Linked DNA regions of Homo sapiens: region 2 is linked to region 1. Evidence: read pairs that join two places in POLR2A ChIA-PET (ENCODE). Cell type or tissue: PC-3. All regions are shown on one strand. Each heading gives the region's core, and the rest is flanking DNA. Links, peaks and the distances in the headings are about the cores only.

Region 1 (3,864 bases), core at 681-3,180:
GGTTTTGGTATCAGGATGATGCTGGCCTCATAAAATGTGTTAGGGAGGAGTCCCTCTTTTTCTGTTGTTTGGAATAGTTTCAGAAGGAATGGTACCAGATCCTCTTTGTACCTCTGGTAGAATTCGGCTGTGAATCCGTCTGGTCCTGGGCCTTTTTTGGTTGGTAGGCTGTTAATTACTGCCTCAATTTCAGAACTTGTTATGGGTCTATTCAGAGATTTGACTTCTTCCTGGTTTAGCCTTGGGAGGGTGTATGCGTCCAGGAATTCATCCATTTCTTTTAGATTTTCTAGTTTATTTGCATAGAGGTGTTTATAGTATTTTCTGATGGTAGTTTGTATTTCTGTGGGATCAGTTGTGATATCCCCTTCATCATTTTTTATTGAGTCTATTTGATTCTTCTCTCTTTTCTTCTTTATTAGTCTGGTTAGTGGTCTATCTATTTTCTTGATCTTTTCAAAACACCAGCTCCTGAATTCATTGATTTTTTGAAGGGTTTTTTTGTGTCTCTATCTCCTTCAGTTCTGCTCTGATCTTAGTTATTTCTTGTCTTCTGCTAGCTTTTGAATTTGTTTGCTCTTGCTTCTCTAGTTCTTTTAGATGTGATGTTAGGTTGTCAATTTTAGATCTTTTCTGCTTTCTCTTATGGTGATTTAGTGCTATAAATTTCCTCTAAACACTGCTTTAGCTGTGTCCCAGAGATTCTGGTACATTGTGTCTTTGTTCTCATTGGTTTCAAAGAACTTATTTATTTCTGCCTTAATTTCGTTATTTACCCAGTAGTGATTCAGGAGCAGGTTGTTCAGTTTCCATGTAGTTGTGCGGTGTTGAGTGAGTTTCTTAATCCTGAGTTCTAATTTACTTGCACTGTGGTCTGAGATACTGTTATGATTTCTGTTCTTTTGCATTTGCTGAGGAGTGTTTTACTTCCAATTATGTGGTCAATTTTAGAATAAGTGCAATGTGGTGCTGAGAAGAATGTATATTCTGTTGATTTGGGGTGGAGAGTTCTGTAGATGTCTGTTAGGTCTGCTTGGTCCAGTGCTGAGCTCAAGTCCTGAATATCCTTGTTAATTTTCTGTCTCGTTGATCTAATATTGACCGGTATCATTGTGTGGGAGTCTAAGTCTCTTTGTGGGTCTCTGAGAACCTGCTTTATGAATCTGGGTGCTCCTGTATTGGGTGCATATATATTTAGGATAGTTAGCTCTTCTTGTTGCATTGATGTCTTTACCATTATGTAATGCCCTTCTTTGTCTCTTTTGATCTTTGTTGTTTTAATGTCTGTTTTATCAGAGACTAGGATTGCAACCCCTGCTTTTTATTGCTTTCCATTTGCTTGGTAAATATTCCTCCATCCCTTTATTTTGACCCTTTGTATGTCTTTGCACGTCAGATGGGTCTCCTGAATACAGCACACCTATGGGTGTTGACTCTTTATCCAATCTGCCAGTCTGTGTCTTTTTTTTTTTTTTTTGAGACGGAGTCTTGCTCTTTGTCACCCAGGCTGGGGTGCAGTGGCGCGATCTCAGCTCACTGCAAGCTCTGCCTCCTGGGTTCACTCCATTCTCCTGCCTCAGCCTCCTGAGTAGCTGGGACTACAGGTGCCTGCCACCACTCCTGGCTAATTTTTTTTTGTGTTTTTAGTAGAGATGGGTTTCACCGTGTTAGCCAGGATGGTCTCGATCCCCTGACCTTGTGATCCGCCCGCCTCACAGTTTGTGTCTTTTAATTCCTAGTTACAGATTTTTGACCCTCTGCATACTTTTTTGGTGCTGGGGTGGTAGGGAGTCTAGAGTTATCTGACACACTGCTCAGCTTCTCTCTTGGTTGCAATGCTCATGGAGAAGGCTTCTTTGGGAGCTAGTTCGCTTGCTTAGAGAATGAGAGAGTGGAGTTTGGGATTTAGCCCGAATACACAAGCCTTTACTGCCAGCTGCTTTTGAGGATGGACCCAAGGGTTCTAGCTGCTTTGATTACAGTTCTTTAATGAGTTCTTCATCATCCTGTATCTTTGCTTGTAGCATCTCTGAGTCTTCTCTTTGTGAAAACTAGCACTTATTCTCCTTGGTATCCTCCTGGGCTTAGGTGTCCTCTGCTGTGTCTTCATTACTCCAGTCTCATCTGCTTTCCAGTTGCAAGGAATTACTCAAAAATTTTGGTCCACTTTCTTTACCTTTTCTTGATTACCAGTTTTATTAAAGCTTTCTTCTTTTTTTCTTTTTTAGAGATGGGGTCTTGCTGTGTTGCTCAGGCTGGCCTTGAACTCCTAGGCTCAAGTGATCCTCCTGCCTCAGCTGAGACTACAGGCATGCACCAGCATGCCTGGCTCAAGGCTTTATTCTTTAAAAACAAACAAAAGGAATTTCAAGGAAACTTTAGGAGGAAAGGTTGATGCTTAGTCTATGCTTCCTTTTTAATGACACCAAGAGGCTGCTGTATCCTAAAACTTTTTCATAACTAGTCTATTAGAATCATTGGAAGAAGTAGCTCCCTGGCTACCAGTCAAAGGTAGTCCAAATAAGTATGTCAGTCAAGCCTTAGATATAGTCACTTAGAGTGAATACTAGATTTCTAGAAGAACCAAGATGCTATAAGCAATAGAAAGGAACTGTTCTTTCCTGTAAAAGGACTACAGTGTTGTTTTGGGTAAAAGGTATGCATATCTAATAGTTGGAAACCTTACCAACTTTATTCAGTTGCAGAAATGTGTGGCATTGACCATAAATACTCTAAGAGGTTAAAGAAGGAAGAAGCTATTGCCAACTGGTGTCAGTGGTTAGATGTTTTATGGAAGAAGTTGGAGTTTGAACTAGAATTTAGTAAGGGTGGATAGAAATTTAATTAGTAGAGAATGGAAGGAAGAATACTTTCTACATAAGTTAAGGGAATGAGGGACAAGGGGAAACGGAGCTGGAAATGACCATAGTTTGATGAACTGTGGAAAGACTAACATGACTGAGAAAGGTTGGAGAATGGGAGATGAGGATTGACAAGGGTGGCATGTGAAAAGTTTTGGCTCTGGCTTCAGGTATTTATTTTAGAGTGACTAAGGTATGGGATAGGACATACCTTAGTCACTCTAAAAATGAAACATAGTAGTTAAGAACATACTGCCTGGGTTCAAATACTTCATTGCCTGTCTCTGTGACCTCCAGCAAATTTCTTAACTTTTCAGAGTCTTCTCATCTGTCAAATTAAGGATAATAATAGTATCTATAACCTATGGTTATTCTTAGGATTGAGTAGGATAAGGTATATAAAAAGTTTAGAATACTTCCTGACCCATAGTAAAGACATATTAAATGTGAGTTACTATTGTTATCCAGTCAATTTTAGGGATTATCTTAAATAAATTTTCCTTTTTGTGTTAGACACAACTGTTTGTGAGTGTTGTCTAACTTCTATACTATATAGCTCATATGTTTTACTGGCTAAGATGAATTTTGTAGGATTTGCAGTTGGAAGTTTTAGGGATTCCATATACACAATCATTTTTTCAACAGGGTATTCTGTGTTGAAAACTGTTAGTGGTTAAATTTGCTATAGCAAATATATCATGCCTTTTTCTTGAACCCTTGTACTTCTTTGTGCCTTGGCTTCTTTCTTTTGAGTAATGAGCATGTAAGAATAAAGAAATTTTATACCTGGAAAAATTTTATACATAGGCATCATGAGCCTTGGGAAGGAGTCACTGTGTTTGATACATGAGCTTGATAGCTAGTGACTAAAAATTTACAAACTTTTAAGAACATTTGAATGAGTTTGGACTGCATTAGAAGATCACTTATGAAGCTATATATGAAAATAAGTGGGGAAAAAATGGTCCCAAATTATTAGGAAACAAGGCTGCCAATCAAAACC
Region 2 (3,864 bases), core at 500-2,999, 330 kb before region 1:
GCAGGTAGGGTTAGGTTGGCTGCTCCTTCGCGGACGCCGGGGGCGTGGTAGGAATTCTGGGCTTTGGGCCATTCAAGGTCAGGGGCGCCCGCTTCCATCCTGAGCCTCCCACTGGAGGCCTGCGCCTGCCCAGGGACCTCCTGCCATTCTCTTGTAAGGCTGGAACACACACACACACACACACACACACACACACACACACACCAGTCCCGGGTGTGAGCTCAGGAAAGAACCTCCTTCCAGTGGAGACTCAGGCTGGACTAGGAAGGATAGGGCAGGCTGGGATCCTGGCCTTGTCACTTACCCTTCTCTCTGTAAGCTCGGCCGCTGCTAGGAGTCGCCTCTCTTTTCTTCCTTCTTTTCCCTGTCTTCCCTTCCTCTTTTATCTCTTCTTTCTTTTTTTCTTCTTTCCTTTGCTCCTTCCTGCTTTCTTTTCTTCCGTTGGTCTTTTTTTCATCTTCCGTCTCTGCCAGATTCTATCTCACCTCCTTATCTCCTTCCCAAAGCATCCTTGGGGAGGGGCCCAGAGCTGGCTTCAGGAGAGCCTAGGGGGTCTCACTTTCCTCTGCGGCTCAAGTAGAGGTTGGGAAGTCTGCCGAGGAAGGGCCCGCGTGGGGCGGCTGCCGAGGGCGGTGGGTTTGGGCCTGGTGTGTTACTCTGCAGACAAGGCCTCGGTTATGATCACGACCGGATGGCGGCAGCCTTGCGTTTCTTCGCCTGTCGCTAACGGCTGACTAGGAGATCTGATTAGGGGACATTCGCTGCAGCTTTGTGTGCCCATATCGAGGGCAGGGAGGCCTTCGCCAGCCTCACTGGGGACTGGAGCTGAGGCCCAACCAGCCTCGCTGGAGCCTGGCCATTCGCTGGGAAGCTCTTAGCTGGCTCTTCCCGGCCTGCCGGTCACAGCTTGGGGTTTGACCGCATTGAGGGAGACTGGCTAGGGCAAAGCTTGACTGCTTGCTTACTAGTGGCTTCCATTAGGTACAAAATATGTTCCATACAGCACCTTTGTGCAGCTGGGTGCTGGAGAAGGGGACCCTTCCAAGAGCCAGTATGTTTTAAATGGGCAAAAAGAATCCCAAATTCCAGAGCCATTGATATAAACTTGAGTCATCGTTCCAAATTGTAGTCTACAGATGGGAGCCAGTCTGACCATTTTCCCTACAGAAAACAGAAAACAAACTATCTCTCCCTACTCCCAACACACACAGTTACAGATTCGTGCCCACAAAGCTGTTTCCTTTCCCTGCCTGGACTGGAGGCCCAGGAACTCTTTCGTTGCACAGCCACCGACCTGCTGTCTGAAAGGACCACACACCCCATTCCCTTCAACTCCTCCCTGCCATTTTCTGGACCAGGGCATTGGATTTATTTCAGAGATCACAGTTTCAGAAATCTCAGTCGAGAAGGGGCCGCTTTAAATTATACTCATTTATTATTTCTTTATGCATACGCAATCTCTTTCACTTCGAAAATAAAAGCAGACAAAAAAGTCAGACTATTCTGGCTCCAAACCTTTGGGCTGAAGGAAGACAATATTTGGTTTTCTGATTTTTCTCCGCTTTCTAGGCACCAGTAACATCTGCTTAACACTCAACGCCTGCTAATTGTTCAGTAACTCTCTTATTTTGGGGCTAAGGCTGTTTAAAGGAACAGCTTTTTTACTTAAAAAATACTGAAATAATCAGTGTCTTCTCAGGCATAAAACGTGGAAAAGGCATCCAGACATGCCCAGCCCATTTGCAGACACTTAAAATTGGGAGCCAGGGTTTCCTCCAGGGTTAATTTTTTAAATGAAAATCTCAGAGGCCTGGCGGACTGCGGGGTATTTAGGACACGGTGGACTGTGGTGGGGGTGGGCATGACCTAGAGGAATTTATGGGGCAAGGAAAATATTAGGGGGAGGGAGATGAGGCGGACAGGACGGGGCCATTTCGGAGTTCATTGTGTCGGCCACTTCCCTCTTCCAGGCGCGGGTGCAGGAAGGGGCACCCAGTCGGTATCCGCGCGGCTTGGCAGCCTCGCTGGTATTTGGGAGTCCCAGCCGGAAGTGTGTCAGGGTGTTTGAGGGGGGGATTACTGGAACTGCTGGTGAGGATGAAGGCAAAAGAGAGAGAGAGAGATGGAAGCGCCCGAGGCCGCCAGCCTCGCCGCCAGGGAAGTGGGCTAATGAAAAACACACTGTTGCAGGCACAGTATCCACACGTGAATTTGATTACCCCTGTTCTAGGAGTCGCTGCTTTCTGTTAGGAATTGGGGGCAGGGGGAGTTTCCTTCCAATTAACGGAGTGGCGGCGACCTTTTAATTTACCCCCAACGGGTGAGAAATAAACTTCCCCAACGTGGCCAGGCCCAGGAATGGGACTGGAGTCGATGCCCTTTTACCCCTCCCCGTTCTAATTTCCAGCCCTGGCCTTGAGCTGTGGCTGCCTCTCTTTGGGCCTTGTACCTCTCCGCCGAGTCTCCGGGCCCCGTAGGTAACCAAGGCGAGGCCCGGAGTAGCAGCTGGAAAGGGAGGAAGGAGCCCTGAAAGGCTCACGCGGCCCCGGGACAGGCCACATCGGTGCGGGCCTCCCAGGTTCCGGAGCTGCGGGGTCTCTTAGGCGAGGCTGCCTTTTCCCAAACCGAACTTGCCTTCCATTCATGCCACTTGTAGTTTTTTCCCCAGCTGGGATTCACGGAGCGCAACCAGGCTTGCAGCGCTCATGGTTAGAGCCTCTGAGGCTGGAGCACAGGGCTGGGTCGCCAGCCGCCTGCGCCTGGGAATCCTGATTGCCAGCTGATGAGAAAGGCGGGCTGGGCGCGCGTGTGCGTGGGGTCGAGGGCCGGGGACCGAGCGCGCCGCACAACCAACCAGGCCCTCAAAACCTTCGCCCTGGTGGCGGCTGGCCGCTCCCTCCTGGCCAGCTCCTCCGTGGGGTCCTCGTAGCAAAGGCGAATTTAAGGGTTGCCCGGGCGCCCCTCGCTCCAGGCGGGTAGCTGTGGGGACCTACACCCGCGGTACTCCCTGAGCGGCCGGTCCCTGCCTGGAGTGCCCTGGTAGGGCCGGCGGCGGCTCCGTTTGGGACGGATCCTGCGTTGAATTTGACTTTTCGAGGGCGGCCGCGGGTAAACTCGCCTCTCCCGGGGACCGCAGGGATTATTTACAGGGAGCTCGCCAACCAAACACAACAGTCTAACCTTTCCAAGTCCTCGTAAATTTTTACAGCTGGGAGCCACGGCGAGGCAAACGAATCTGTTGGTCGTTTCCGACTTCCCGCCAGCCTGTGTGGCTTCTGAAACAATAACTCCTTATGAAATATCATAAATATAGATTTAAATACAGTAGAGCGACAATGCGATTTGGCTGCTTTTTTATGGCTTCAATTATTGTCTAATTTTATGTGAGGGGCTCCGCTGGCCGCACTCGCACGCGGGACCCGCGCCTTCTTGATGGCGTGATTAATTGTGATATAAAATAGTCCGCTTAAGAAGTGTGTGTATGGGGGGGGAGACGGGAGAGTACAGAGACAAGGCTAGATTTGATCTTTTAATCGTCGTTGGCCACAATTAAAACAAACCCCATCGTAGAGCGGCACGATCCCTTTACATAAAAACATATGGCTTTTGCTATAAAAATTATGACTGCAAAACATCGGACCATTAATAGCGTGCGGAGTGATTTACGCGTTATTGTTCTGCTGGACGGGCACGTGACGCGCACGGCCAATGGGGGCGCGGGCGCCGGCAACTTATTAGGTGACTGTACTTCCCCCCCGGTGCCACCAAGTTGTTACATGAAATCTGCAGTTTCATAATTTCCGTGGGTCGGGCCGGGCGGGCCAGGCGCTGGGCACGGTGATGGCCACCACTGGGGCCCTGGGC

The links. Peaks named below come from ENCODE experiments on the same cell type or tissue, not always from the same donor. Only the 100,000 strongest peaks of a DNase experiment are listed, where the experiment ranks them.
Region 2: POLR2A ChIA-PET joins it to region 1 with 7 read pairs; 5 of 35 experiments call an interaction of 5 or more read pairs at or near these places.

Annotation. Positions count from the first base shown.
Region 1 is chr7:26,831,011-26,834,874 of GRCh38, reverse strand. The region is part of intron 4 of SKAP2 (src kinase associated phosphoprotein 2); the gene reads left to right. The region is part of intron 2 of LOC124901606 (a long non-coding RNA gene); the gene reads right to left. Among named protein-coding and RNA genes, the nearest start is that of SKAP2, 32 kb to the left of the region's middle. In PC-3, for the core only: no CTCF peak of the experiment used is centred there; no DNase peak of the experiment used is centred there.
Region 2 is chr7:27,165,434-27,169,297 of GRCh38, reverse strand. The region is part of intron 1 of HOXA10-HOXA9 (HOXA10-HOXA9 readthrough); the gene reads left to right. It overlaps HOXA9 (homeobox A9), which reads left to right and starts at 3,761. Exons shown (of 2, transcript NM_152739.4): 1 at 3,761-3,864. The coding sequence starts at 3,841. It overlaps HOXA10-AS (HOXA10 antisense RNA), which reads right to left and starts at 399. Exons shown (of 3, transcript NR_046609.1): 1 at 305-399. RefSeq lists enhancers at 1-123, 124-714, 1,904-2,622, 3,471-3,864. In PC-3, for the core only: a CTCF peak has its summit at 699; DNase peaks (open chromatin) are centred at 727, 1,127 and 2,027; H3K4me3 peaks cover 2,500 bases; H3K27ac peaks cover 2,500 bases.